2 separate regions of the Homo sapiens genome follow, and region 2 is linked to region 1. The links are chromatin contacts, found by Hi-C in ENCODE. All regions are on one chromosome and are shown on one strand. Each heading gives the region's core, a stretch centred on a gene start or an enhancer-like site at or near the end of the contact. The rest is flanking DNA. Distances are from core to core; before and after follow the strand shown. Region 1 holds the start of P2RX3 (purinergic receptor P2X 3). Region 2 holds the start of VWCE (von Willebrand factor C and EGF domains).

Region 1 (7,180 bases), core at 3,819-6,318:
GCTCAAAGCCAGGCCATGCTGGCCCCCTGAACCGGACCCTGTGCTTTTCCTACCAGCTCCTGCTCCATCACCAGTGAAAGCATCTCCTGGCTTAGGAAAGTCTCAGGAGGAAAGGGCCGAGGACTCCAAGGAACAATCAACCAATCTCCTACCTCCTCCTCCTCCTCCTTCAAGGCTCCTTCTTGTGCCCAGTGGGGTGGAGAGGCCACATTAGAATTCTCTCTCTGACTTAAATAACAAGTGGAAGAATTTCAATGGCCTCACAGGGCCTCGGGATGTCATCAAGGCAGCTAGAAAGAAGGGGATGCTTCATTTCCAGAACGGAGGGGCTGAGGCTGTCTCTGGAGGCCAGGGCTCAGGAGCTAGGGCAGGCCTGAGCCTTCGATTCTTGGCATTTACTCTGCTGCTCTGACTATTTTCTTCTCGCATTCATGGTTTATTATTTATAGAGCGGAAGGCGTGTGGCAGCTCCTTGGCAGGTGGGATGTGCAGGAGAGAGGCCAGAGCCGCGCCCCAGCACCCTCCCATCCGCCCCCAGGGAGCCAAGGAGGAGGCTGGGGAGTGGGTGTGAAGAGTGCACGCTGTGTGTGTGGGAGGAGGAGAGGGGTCTCTTAGGAAGGTGTGAGCTGGGCAGAGGGAAAGGGGGAGGGGTGATGGGGGGGTCTTTGTGAAGTAGTCGCAGTTGCCATCTATTACTGAGTCACCATCTCCGCAAGGCACTTGACATATGTTACCTCCCCTCCCTATAACTCCCAGGGAGGAGGTATTCCTAAATCCATTTTCCAGATATGGGGACTGAGACTTAGAGATGTAAAGTCACTCTTAGGAGGCCCTCTCCTAGTTGGTGTCAGAGCCAGGCTTCTAACCAAGTGCTCTACGTTCCATATTGGGGGAGAGGGCAGGCAGGAATGAGAGTCACTCCTCTCTCTGGACCAGGATGACTGGTCCAGATGGGGCATCCAGCCAGGCATGGTGACTCATGTTGTAATCCCTGCACTTTGGGAGGCCGAGGCAGGTGGATCACTTGAGGTCAGGAGTTCGAGACCAGCCTGGCCAACATGGTGAAACCCCATCTCTACTAAAAATACAAAAATTAGCCGGGCGTCGTGGCACAGGCCTGTAATCCCAGCTACCGGGGAGGCTGAGGCAGGAGAGTCGCTTCAACCCAGGAGGCGGAGGTTGCAGTGAGTCGAGATTGCACCACTGCACTCCGGCCTGAGGGACAGAGCAAGGCTCCGTCTCAAAAAAAAAAAAAAAAAAAAAAAAAAAAAGATGGGGCAGCCCAACAGTTCTTCCCACCATAACAGCTCTTTCCACCATATCTGTCACTTAATTGTGCTGACAAGGTGCCTCACAGTGATACCCTGGGCTGAGAGGATGGAGTGGAGAGCCAAGAAGGCAGGATTCTAGACCCTTCTCTTTAAACCAGAGCAGCTCCTCCCTTTCACCTGCTTTATGTATTGAACTCCCACCTAAGATCTGAAATGAGGCTGAATTTTATGAACCAAAGCATGGGGCTGTACAGATGGCAAGTTTGTGGACTGGGTCTTGTATGGGGGAGGAACAGGGCAGGTAGGGCAGGGCTGTGGTGGGGTCAGAGGCTCCAGCAGCCACCAGTGACCCTTCAGCACAATGGGGCATCAAAGGCCTGGGAAGTCCCTGGCCTCCTAGTTTGCAAGGAGGCAGCTTCCTCCAGGAAGGCCCTGGAAATCAACCTCAGGCCAAGCACAGGCTATTGCTTCCAGGGACTCAGATCCTAGGGATTTCCTTCAACTTCTCAGGTCCCCAAAGGATCCAGAACGGGGATGGGCTCTCGGGAAGTCCCACTCCACAGAGGTGAGTGGGGATTACCACGTGGACCCAGAAAAGATGTGAGAAACATCAGGTAAGTCCAGGCCTCTCTGTGTGCCCTGGAGTGGGTAAAGGAAAATAGTGATGAAATGGTGTCAACCACAGACAAGCAGCTGAGGCCAGGGGCGGGGGTGAGAGCGTATGTGAGATGACCAGGTGGTGTGTTGCTGAGAAGTTCTCAGAGAAATGATGGACTCATGTTAGGCAGAGTCTAGGTTGTTGACCTGGTTGGGATGATGGGGAAGAGATTGAAGTATCAGTGAAATATTAACACTATAGCCTTAAAAATCCCTTCAAATTCGATTGGGTCCAAGCCACTGTCACCTCTCTGCATAAACTGCCTCTTAGCAGGTTTTCCTGCACCCACTCCTACTCCTTCCACTTCCAGGGAATCAGCCCAGGTGCTCTTCCCAACTCAGATCTCATCGTGTCTGTCTCTCTCTCTCTCAAACTCACGTGCACACACACACAAAAGTGCACACAGACACACGGGTTAAAATGCTTCCATGGCTTCTGTTTATTCATCTCCTGTAAAAACAAAAGCTCTCTAAGGGTGTCTGAGGTCCGGCCTCTGTGTGTGTTCCCATCCACCGTACACCACCCTCACTCATCTCTGCTCCCTCGGCTCCAGCCACAATGACCTTCTTTTCTTTCCCCTGTTTGCCAGCCTCCTTCCCTTTGCAGAGGTGGGTTTCTCTGCCCTGAACTCTCTTCCTTCCCTCTTTCACCTGGGCTGCTCTTACTCATCCTTCGGGTCTTGGCTAAAATGTCACATCTCCAGAAAACCTTCCCTTACTCCCTGACTGGGCCAAACACCTTCACAGAAGCGGCTCTCTATAACTGTGCACCTCTAAGCCACAGTTGACATTTCACGTTTGTGGAGATCATCAGATGAATGCCATCTCTTGCCTTCCGCTGTAAGCCCCAGGAGGGCGAGGACCCTGTCTGCTTTTGCCCACCATTCCGTCCTCAATCCACAGTGCCTGGCATGCAGAGATGCTGGTACATTTTTGCTAAATTAATGACGGTGGACTCATGAAGTCACAACGTGCATGGGTTCACATACACGGAGATGGGACTCAGGTCAGGGGGCTGGGCTGCAGAGGGCGCTGATGTAACTGGAAGGCAGTGTCCCGTGGGGAGCTGTCAGGCTAGGAGATGGATGGGGTTGGAAATTAAGATGCTAAAGAGCTTCGCACACTCGCTCCAGCAGGCTGGGCTCCAGCCCTGAGGACTGGAGGATTCTATCTGATCATGATGAGACAGAGACAAGGGCAGTGGGGGCTGAGCGGGCTGGTCTAGGAGCCCACTCTCTCCCCCATCAATCTCTGCCTGGAGCCAGTGGAGCCAGGCCAGAAGGGGAATGTGCTGAGCCAGATTTTGCACTCACCTGGGCCAACATACCATCTTGTGGCTATAAACAACCACAGCATTGAATATACACGTGAACACAGAACATTTAGGAACCAACTTTGAGCCAAGCTCTAGAGATGCAGACAGCGAACATTTGCAAACCTCGTATCTCACAAAACCTCAACATTGGAAGGGAACTTTGTGGCCATTTAATGCTATTCCAAAGCTTGAATCCCTTTTCTAAAATCTCCCAAAGGAGCACTGGATGGTACAGCCTTTTTACAATACCTGCCCACTGAAGCCTACCAGGGCTTGCCCAGCACACAGAGCAAAAAATCACCTAAAAAGTCACATCTAGCCACCTTTCCCTCCACACCCTCGCATAAACTTCAACATTTCAAGCAAGCAGGTTTGCATGCAGCTTCAGCCCACAGGCACACAGGATTCTCCTTTGACCTGCTTGAACTAACTCCTGACAGTCAGTGGATTGCTGCCTCAAATGCAAAGACCCATTGTCTGAAAGAACAGCATAAGATTGGAGACCCGCATGCCAGGAAAGAAAACCTTCGAGGTTTCTGCCTGTATTTCCTGGTGCCCACCAGTGTGTGGAAATGACCACAAGAAGGACAGGACCTGCATTCTTCCCCAGCCATTGTCTGCTCCACAGCCCTTTGTGTGCGTGTGTGTGTGTGTGTGTAGGTGTGTGCTTGCAGGCGGTGGGGGCTGAGGGGATGGTTGCACCTTCCTGGCTCTTAAGCAACTCCTAGGATGGGTTACATGGCACAGGGTCAGGGAGAGGTAGGGAACTTACACTTTTTGACAAAGGGGAGCATTTCTGGATTCCTGGGGAGGGAGCGGCACTATGTTCAGAAAAGCTCCTTTTCTCCTTGGCCACTCTTCCCTTGGGCCTCTGTTTGTTTCCTCATCAAGGGGCAGTTCCCTCTTTGTCCTCCCCTTCAAGAGCAGAGGGCTTCTCCCTTGCCCTTCTCTCTCTCACCATCTCACCCATCCATGCCAGAAGGAAATTCCTCATTCTAAAACAGATCCAGTTCTCTCTTTCCCTCCCGGCCACCAACTTGATCAACCTGCCACCACCCCCTTGTCTCAGTGCCTTCCCTTCCCTATTCCTGTGCTGTCTTGTCTTTTTGAGACCCCGAAGACTTGACTGAGGGGAATTCGAAGATGTGGGAGGGGGTCTGCCTGTTCTCTTGTTGGGGAGATGAGAGCAGGGAGGGTGGAGATGGAGCTCCTGAGCCCTCCCTCGGTGGAGGGCAGTGCCGGGGCAGGGACCCTACTACTCCGAGCGTGTGTCTTGAAACCAATCTCAACCCTGGAGGACGAACTGGGAAAAGAATTCACCTGGGTGAATTTAGGCCCTAGGTGGGGGTGGCAGAGGCCAGTCTTTAAGACTCGGCTCCACAGAAGAAACTGTTTCCCCCAGGAGCAGAGGAGCTCAGGAAGCTGGATGGTAGCACCGAGGCAGGAGGGTGAAGACGGGATACCAGGCAGCCCACCCCGCCAGGAACCTGAAAGGCCACAGACTCACCCTACAAAGTAGGAGATGATCAGAAGCTGAACTACTCGGTTGATGATCCCGATGGTCCAGCTCTTCACAACCACCGACTTGGTGGTCTCATAGGTGAAGAAGTCGGATATGCAGTTCATGCTGAGAGAGTGCTCAGGGGACACTCAGAAGGGGGCCCAGTGGTGGCCTCAGGAGAGGGAGGTCCTACAGGACAGGGAGACGAGATCACGACCTGGAGGGGGCAGCTTAGAGGGGTTGGAGGAATGGGGAGCCTGTCCCTTTAAGCCATGCAATCCTAGTGAGATTCTCTGCTCTTGATACTCTGGCTTCCAAGAGGCCAGGACCAGGGCGGGGGACCCCCTTTTTGTTCGTCTCCACTCCACTCCCCTGTGATGTCACAGCAGGGGTGGGGTCTCCAATCCTGGGCTCCTGATTGCCTGGGATGTAGCTGGCTGGAGCCCTCTGGGACTAATGTTTTATCTGCACTCTGTCTACTGTTTCTGTTCTGTTCTCTTCTGCAGCATCCTCATCCCAGCTCACCAGCTGCTCACACTCTCCCTAAAGCCCCTTGCAATTTCCCATCCCCCAGTCACCTAATAGCCTGCCTGAGCTAAGGACCCTCTTCATTCCTGAGTGTCTGCCAAATTCCACCCAGTTCTGCGCCGTCCCCTCCTTTCCTGAGTTGCCCCCAGTGGCATGGGTCAGGGGGAAAAGGTCTCTTGAAAGTTTTTCTGGGTCTTCTGGGGTGTGATGAGTAAAGAGTCACATATTTCTAACTCCAGCTGGTAATGAGCTTCGCTCTACCTGTAGCATAGCAGTTAGCACGTCTTTTTTGTTTTGTTTTCTTTTTATTATTATTCTTATACTCTAAGTTCTATGGTAAACCTGCACAACGTGCAGGTTTGTTACATATGTATACGTGTGCCATGTTGGTGTGTTGCACCCGTTAACTGTAAATATACCCGTCATTTACATTAGGTATATCTCCTAATGCTATCCCTCCCCACTCCGCCCACCCCGCGACAGGCCCTGGTGTGTGTGATGTTCCCCACCCTGTGTCCAAGTGTTCTCATTGTTCAATTCCCACCTATGAGTGAGAATATGCGGTGTTTGGTTTTCTGTCCTTGTGATAATTTGCTCAGAATGATGGAGTCCAGCTTCATCCATGTCCCTGCAAAGGACATGAACTCATCCTGTTTTACAGCTGCATAGTATTCCACGGTGTATATGTGCCAACTTCTTTTTTTTTTAACTGTCACTTTATTTATTAAAGTCATTTGTTAGATTATGTTTTCCTGAAAGGTTGGGGCTGGGTTTTTTTTTCTGTTTTTTTTTTTTTTCTTTCTTTCCTTCCCTTCCTTTTTTTTTTCTTTTTCTTTCTTTCTTTTTTTTTTTTTTTTTGACAGAGTCTCGCTCTGTCACCCGGGCTGGAGTGCAGTGGCACAATCTCAGCTCACTGCAACCTCTGCCTCCTGGGTTCAAGCAATTCTCATGCCTCAGCCTCCTGAGTAGCTGGGATTATAGGCACCCGCCACCACGCCTGGCTAATTTTTGTATTTTTAATAGAGACGGGGCTTCACCACGTTGGCCAGTCTGGTCTCAAACTCCTGACCTCAAGTGATCTCCCTGCCTTGGCCTCCCCAAGTGCTAGGATTACAGGTGTGAGCCACCGTGCCTGGCCGGGGATGTTTTCACCTTGTTCAAGTTTCCTCAAATCTGAGAAGTGTGCTAAAGTAGTAATAGGCCCTCAATATCTATTTATTAAACCCAGTTGAATTTATTTTGCTAGATAATGCTGGAATAGCCACTACTCAGAGGTTAAAGCTATGAGTTCAGGGGAGAAGGGTGCATTCCTGTTGTCTCTTACCCCAGGATTGATTTAGCAAGCTGGTGTATTGATTGTCAGGGAAATCTTGAGCTTACATATTCTGTACTAATGTCTTCATGTAGGACACATATCAATAGTCATTCTGAACATACAGTCACTGTGATTATGACAGAAGATAACTGGACTGGTGGTGTTAAGGAGGTCTGGGTCCTACCTAGCCTTGTTGCCAACGCACTGAGACCCTGGGCAACTCACTCCCCTTTGGGTCTCAGTTTTCCCATCAGTAAAAGGAGGTTGGGGTAGAAAAACTAAAACATCTTTTCCAGGTCTGGTCTCTGATGTTGCAAAATGCACTCTGGGATTATACGGGGGAGACCTGGCTTCCGCAACCACAGGATGATGTGGTTTCAAATCAGTTCTGGCTCCAAGGTGAATCTGACACCAGGACTTGAACTGGATAAGGCCGTTTGCCAGCCTCTTGGAGGTACCTATAATTTTCGGTTAAGGATGTGAAAATTTTGGGTGTAGACAGTGAACTTGACAGTTCAGCCAGAAAGCAGTGCACCCACGATGACACCAACACCCGCATACTCTCCGCAGCCAGTGGGAGAGGTCGTTTCCTC
Region 2 (7,180 bases), core at 1,346-3,845, 4.0 Mb before region 1:
CATTCTGCAGCCAACAACAACTTGGATCCTCCACCCTCGGTGGAGGGTCCCTTTTGTTACTGAGAAACCACAAGCCACAGAAGTGGGAAGAAACACAGGAACTGCAATCAAGGGATATGCCCGAACTAGTCTTGAACAATAGTAAGTTAGAGACTCTGTGTCCAAACTGAGAAACCTCAGGGTCAAACAAAAAGACAAGAAAAACAAAAACCAAACTAAAGGGGAAAATGTTGATAGGAGCAAGGTGAATGCCATAAGGTCACAGAAACTTTATGGGGAAATGAAAGAAATGCCAGGGGCAGTTTGGACGTTGTTTGGAGATTCACTAACAGGAATTTACTGTGTACTAAGTATCCTAAATTCCTTAGGGTAGATGTGGGTTTTCTTCAAGCACAAAGTTGCATCTCAGCTATTCCAGCTGCTCATTGGCCAATATGGAGCAAACTCTGCCAGGGAGTGAGTTTTACAGGGTGAGGTGGAGCAGGTGGGGCTCCATAATGTAGCTAAGAACAGAGGTAGCTGAGGTGTGCTGGAGTGTGAGAAGATGGCATGAAATATGGAAGCCATGTGGACACTTGTTCTGTGTATGCCTGTTGAAAATTTGGGTAGCTCCCCTAGGGCCAGGAAAAAAGAGCACCTATTTGACATTGGTGGTTTAGGGGCAGTGGAGGGGGAAAGTGTAACCTTCAGATGTTTGGGGCAAGAGAGAAAGATGCCTTAGGATTCCGAGGGTCCTTGGGACTCAGAATGGATATGACGGAAATTGCATTCATCTTATGTTACAGAATATTTTGGCTCCTACTTGTTGAGAATATGTTGACAAGAAAATGGGCCAAAACAAACAAGGTGAGATACGGCCTCAAGGTGAATGTCTGCAAAAATGTAGCCACAAGCCGGGTGCGGTGGCTCACGCCTGTAATCCCAGCACTTTGGGAGGCTGACGTGGGTGGATCATTTGAGGTCAGGAGTTCAAGACCAGCCTGGTCAACATGGTGAAACCCCGTCCCTACTAAAAATACAAAAATTACCTGGGCATGGTGATGTGCGCCTGTAGTCCCAGCTACTCGGGAGGCTGAGGAAGGGGAATTGCTTGAACCCGGGAGATGGAGGTTGCAGTGAGCCGAAATCGTGCCACTGCATTCCAGCCTGGGCGACAGAGAAAGACTCCATCTAAAAAAAAAAAAAAAAAAATGGGGCCACACAGCTTCAGGTAGGGAGACCACTTGGCAGCTTGTGTTTAAATAACATAAAAGCACAACAAAAAATGCCTGCTTTTTTTCGTTCTTTTTTTTTTTTGAGATGGAGCCTTGCTCTGTCGCCCAGGCTGGAGTGCAATGGTGCAATCTTGGCTCACTGCAACCTCTGCCTCCTGGGTTCAAGTGATTCTCCTGCCTCAACCTGAGTAGCTGGGAATACAGGCGCCCGCCACCATGCCCAGCTAATTTTTGTATTTTTAGTAGAGATGGGGCGTCACCATATTGGCTAGGCTGGTTCTGGAACTCCTGACCTCAGGTGATCCGCCCACCTCAGCCTCCCAAAGTGCTGGGATTACAGGTGTGAGCCACCGCGCCCGGCCACCTGTGGTTTTTCTTTACTGCAAACTCAATGTGTCATAATTAACATCATGGGGTTGCCAAAAACGTAATATTAGGGTGCATTAGTAAAAGTATGGTGTCTGCAGGAAGGAGGCACGAGTCCAGGCCACCGCTGGTACGCCATGTCCATTTGTGGCCACCAATGTTAAGCACCTCAGTAAAGGCAGAGGTAGCAGGAAGGCCAAAGGAACAGGGATTGTTCAACTGGGAAGTGAAGACACTTTAAAACAAATGTGGTTCAAAACTGGATTGGGCCGCTTCTTAACAGATAGTGAGTTTCTTACCCCTGGAAGTATTTAAGCAAAATCTTGACTAATTGTGGGTGGCTAAGGGAAAGATTACTGCATGGAGCAGAAGGTAAAATCAGTTATCCTTTCAGCTTTCTCCCAGCGGGATGATTTTGATTTCCGCACCCCTTCTTTGCCTAAATCCCTAGGCAGCCCCCCAGTCTCTGACCACGGCCTGGGGCAGCTGCAGAAGGGGCAAAGAGGAGCCTTCCAGATCTGCTGCTGCCTCTCCACTGCCAACGGCGCCAGCTGCTTCCTGGTCTTGCCACCAGCAGTCGGGAGGCCGGCCATCTGCCCCCTGGGTGCCCAGAGGAGCCCGGGGCTTCAAAAGTGGCTAGGGCCCCAGGCCAGGGAGCGGTTGGACCCACAGATCAACGCACTCCGGCGTTAGGGTGCAGACCTTCTGGCAGGCTGGGGGCAGGCCTAGAACTGCTCAGCGGCACAGCGACCTGGCGTCGTGGGTTCGAATTTCCACGGTTCCCACCTCGTCACAACAAGGCGTCTCGGGTCCCACCGACAGGGGCCATGCCCGGGGCGCGCAGCCTCTGGTGCTAGCCTTGTTCCCGAAGTCTGTTTCCTCCCGGGGCCTCGGTCTGACGCCTTCAGTCAGCGCTTCGCAGGAAGCCGACTCCCAAACCGGGGCAGGGGGTGTGGGCCGAGGGCGAAACCCCGCCCCCAGGGGTCCCTGATCTTTGCCCCCGCCCCGGGCTCCGCGCCTCTCGGAGAGGCATCAGCAGGCGGGCGGCGTTGCCTTTGTGTGTTTCGCTTCGAGGTGCCAGAGACCCTCCCCACAATCGTCCGCCGCGTCCCCTCGCGGCCCTCGGCCCCTCCTCTCGGCGTCCCAAGCCCCCCTGCTCAGCTCTGCGTGCCATTTCGGGGATCGCTGGTTCGCTCCCCACGGCGCCAGGAGGAGGGGCGAGGGCCGGCAGCCCCCTCTCCCGCGCGCGGCGCAGGAGCCGAGCCCAGCCCGGGGGACCCGCCGCCGCCGGTCATGTGGGCCGGACTGCTCCTTCGGGCCGCCTGTGTCGCGCTCCTGCTGCCGGGGGCACCAGCCCGAGGCTACACCGGGAGGAAGCCGCCCGGGCACTTCGCGGCCGAGAGGTAAGCGCCCGGAGCTCCTCCCCGCTCCCCCGCCCGGGAGAGCGCTACCGGCGTGCAGTCGAGAGGCGCGGAGGGGCGCTCAGGAGCCGCAGGCAGCCGCGTGTCGGGGCTTCCTCTGGGGTGCTATCAGCGCGGGCACAGCTCGGGGACGGCACAAAGAGTCAGCAACTTGTGCCTCTAGGCGGGTGCTCATCGTGCCCCCCTGGCTGGGGCTGTCCAGACTGGGACCTGGGAGATCGGAGGTCCAGGCGTTGGGTGACTCCTAATGTGCCCTGGAGCGCGGACCTCTGGAGAGGGGAGCCCAGGACGTGCCATCTGGTCTCCGGACTGGCTGGCTCACCCCCCAGCGTGCCCGTGGCTCTGCCCGGGCAGCGCCTGGCCTCCCCTGCCGCGCGGGGCTTTCCCTGGGTCTTGGCCCTACGAACTTCATGGACCTTGGAACAGCCGGGGTCTCTGGGTCACTTTTCGTTTTCTGTCCGTGCGTGTGCGCGCGTGGGGGTGGGGTGCATGCCCCTCCGCTGTCTTTCGCGATGGATGCCGCCCTCCGCACGTGCTTTCCCCCGGGCCGCGGTGGGGCCGTGCGCGTGTGTGCGTGATGCTCGGAGCTAGGGAACACTGTGTCAGCAGGCGGCCTGGCCCGCGGCCACGTCCTCCGGGGGGCGCGCAGCGGGGGCGGCCCGGCCAGGCTTGTAGCTCACACGTGTGTTCCACAGCCACCGCCAGTTCCTGCTCAGAACCTGCCCCGACTCCCCGGCGTTCCACAGGCTCCCACCACCTGTCCCTCTGTCACCAGCCCTAGGAGGCTCCTTAGGGCGCTCTGGCGGGTGCTCGGTCCCTGCCCACCTGAGAGTTCGACTCCATCAGCCTCCCTGGGCACCCTTTTATCTGCCGCCTTGGTGGCACTGCCTGTCCGTTTCTGAGAGTCCCAAGGCTCCGCTCATTCGCCCGGTCCCCTCCTTCTCAGGCTGCTGCCATAATCACTCCAGCAAGGGGGTGGATGAGACTTCACTGCCAGCTCCCGCCAGCAGGAGGGCCCCCCCTTTCTTCTGTGATGACCTCAGAGAGGGAAAAAGGCCCCAGGGACAGCTTTCCTCAGACTTTTGTGTGCTGCCATTGCACCCTGAGCTTCCCTTTCCGGAATACTTGTCACATTTTGGCACAGATTTTTCTCCCCAAGAACACGCTAAGTTTGCCTTGTCCCATGTCCCCAGTGCCCAGCGCAGAGTGGGTGCTTTACAAAGTGCCTGCCTCGCAGAATCATCTTCCCTCCGCTCTGAACATTGGTGGAACACCATTGGGAAGGGGTTTCTTGTCCCTTTTCTGTTGCGGTGGGGTTGGAAGCTCAAACCAGGCTGGATTTCATCACCCTCTGTCCAGTCCATGACTGGAGCTGGTTGCAGTTGTCCTCTCTGTCCCCCTCCAGGCCTGCAGTTGTGCTGTTTCCCCTGCTAGAACACCCTCTCCCTTCCTCTTCTTTTGCTGGCTGCCCTACTTTTTTTTTTTTTTTTTTTGAGACAGAATCTTATTCTGTCACCCAGGCTGGAGTGCAGTGGTGCGATCTCGGCTCACTGCAGCCTCTGCCTTCTGGGTTCAAGCGATTCTCATGCCTCAGCCTCTCGAGCAGCTGGGACAACAGGCACATGCCACCACACCTGGCTAATTTTTTTTTTTTTTTTTTTTTTTTTTGAGATGGAGTTTTGCTCTTGTTGCCCAGGCTGGAGTGCAGTGGCGTGATCTCAGCTCACCGCAACCTCCGCCTCCCAGGTTCAAGCAATTCTCCTACCTCACCCTCCCAAGTAGCTGGGATTACAGGCATGCGCCACCATGCCCGGCTAATTTTGCATTTTTAGTAGAGTCGGGGTTTCTCCATGTTGGTCAGGCTGGTCTCAAACTCCTGACCTCGGGTGATCCGCCCGCCTTGGCCTCCCAAAGTGCTGGGATTACAAGCGTGAGCCACCGCGCCCGGCCTGTATTTTTTTTTTAGTGGAGACAGGGTTTTGCCATGTTGGCCAGGCTGGTCTCAAACTCCTGACCTCAAGTTATCTGCCTGCCTTGGCCTCCCAAAGTTTTCTCTCTCACCTCAGCCTAGATGCTGCCCTTCCAGGAACCCCCCCTGACCCTCCTCAGGGCTCCACAGTCTGTCCCACTGTGGCATTTGTCACTCTATGCTGTTATCACCTAGCTCCTGGTCTGCCCTACTTTCCTTGAAGGTGGGGGCAGTAGTTTGTTTATGGCTGTATGGTCACGCCTTACTCAGCACCCAGCACCAGTTGGATGCATCTGGCTTCCTGCCCTTTCTGGACCTCATTCCTGCTTGAACAGACCCCTACTGCCTCCAGTTTTGGGCAGCTCATTCATGACCCCACACCCACCCAAGAGATGTCACCTATGCCATTGCCCTTCTCAACCTTTCCCTCAACAGCCATTTATTGAGCACCTACTACATGCCAGGCACTCCTGTACGTGCTGGGGTAAATAGATAAGAAACCCTTGTCATCAGGGAGTTGTAGGGGAGACAATGAATTAATAAATTAAAATCTAATGTCACAGGAAGTAAATGTTGTGGAGAATAAAGCAAGGTAAGGGTGGACAAGGAAGGCCTCTCTGAGAAGGTGCCATGGGCAGAGATCTGGGTGAAGGGAGAGAGGAAGCCCAGTGTGTGTCTGAGGAAGAATCTTTCTCTCTCTCTTTTTTTTTTTTTTGTTTTGAGACGGTCTGGCTCTGTCACTTAGGCTGAAGGGCAGTGGCGCCAACTTGGCTCGCTGCAACCTCTGCCTCACAGGCTCAAGCCATTCTCCCACCTCAGCCTCCCGAGTAGCTGACCCTACAGGTGTGTGTCACCATGCCCAGCTAGTTTTTGTGTTTTTAGTAGAAACGAGGTTTCACCATGTTGCCCAGGCTGGTCTCAAACTCCTGGGCTCAAAATGATCAGCCTGCTTCGGCTTCCCAAAGTGCTGGGATTACAGGCGTGAGCCACCACACCCAGCCATAAGAACCTTTCTTATAGCAGGAACTGCAAGTGCAAAGGTCCTGAGGCAGCCACCCCTGGGGCTCCTCATCTATTGCACAGCCTTTCTTCAACTCTGAGGCCCCTCTCCTGGCCACTCTGCTGTGTGTTCACGTGGCAGATATCTGTAGGAGGCCAGTATCTATTGTCTCACACTTTTGTCTCTGTCTTGCCTCCAGGAGAAGACTGTTTGGGTCATTTTTCTTTGGAAACTTCCCATTGCCCCTCCAGACAGTTCTTGAGAATTGTTTGTTGATTCACTTACACACTGGCTGGGAGACTTTCCTGTTGACCAATGTCTCCCCCAGTATAGAATGAGGAAAGTGCTCTCTCTTCTCTTGCAGACGCCGACTGGGCCCCCACGTCTGCCTCTCTGGGTTTGGGAGTGGCTGCTGCCCTGGCTGGGCGCCCTCTATGGGTGGTGGGCACTGCACCCTGCGTAAGTGCTTGTCCCTGTGCCCCAAGTCTTCTCCTCCAGCAGTGTGTGTTGCCAGCCCTCAGTCCCTGGTCCGAGGGGCAGACGGGAGGCCCCAGTTCCTCGTGTCTCACCTGCACTTCTCCTCTCAGCCCTCTGCTCCTTCGGCTGTGGGAGTGGCATCTGCATCGCTCCCAATGTCTGCTCCTGCCAGGATGGAGAGCAAGGGGCCACCTGCCCAGGTAACTGGGGATGGGAAGGGGCTGATGGGAACAGATGAATGAGCATTGAGGTTATGTCCTGGGCAGTGGGCACTTGAGATGTGTCCTGGTGTCTCAGCTTCAGACAACTCCATTAGGTAGACATTTTGTGCCCATTTTATAGATGAAGAAACTGAGACACAGAAGTTATTGTCTTGCCCGGGGTCACACAGCTGGTAAATGGCAGAGCTGGATTTAAACCCAGGCCTGTTTGCCTTCAGAGCTACCCTCCCAACAGAATTCAGGAGGACCCTGGTGAAGTGGGGATGGTTGGGACTGCCACGGGGTGCATGCTCACTGGTGTGATGCCTGCTCTAGAAACCCATGGACCATGTGGGGAGTACGGCTGTGACCTTACCTGCAACCATGGAGGCTGTCAGGAGGTGGCCCGAGTGTGCCCCGTGGGCTTCTCGATGACGGAGACAGCTGTTGGCATCAGGTGTACAGGTGAGACGCCTGGGAGTGGTGGGGGAGGGGGAGGGGGACAGCGGGAATTATATCTCCTCCCCCTCCTG

What was found. Hi-C counts contacts between places; a loop is a spot of excess contacts on that map.
Region 2: a map of ovary shows a loop between it and region 1 (24-fold over the local background). The contact joins the promoter of VWCE here to the promoter of P2RX3 in region 1. A Hi-C loop is called at or near these places in 1 of 168 maps with a recorded cell type or tissue (ovary).

Annotation. Positions count from the first base shown.
Region 1 is chr11:57,336,240-57,343,419 of GRCh38, reverse strand. P2RX3 (purinergic receptor P2X 3) reads right to left here and starts at 5,068. Exons shown (of 12, transcript NM_002559.5): 1 at 4,751-5,068. The coding sequence starts at 4,869.
Region 2 is chr11:61,290,731-61,297,910 of GRCh38, reverse strand. It overlaps VWCE (von Willebrand factor C and EGF domains), which reads left to right and starts at 2,595. Exons shown (of 20, transcript NM_152718.2): 1 at 2,595-2,983; 2 at 6,335-6,429; 3 at 6,558-6,647; 4 at 6,984-7,112. The coding sequence starts at 2,874. RefSeq lists silencers at 2,516-2,585, 2,766-3,075, 3,516-3,775 and an enhancer at 2,842-3,544.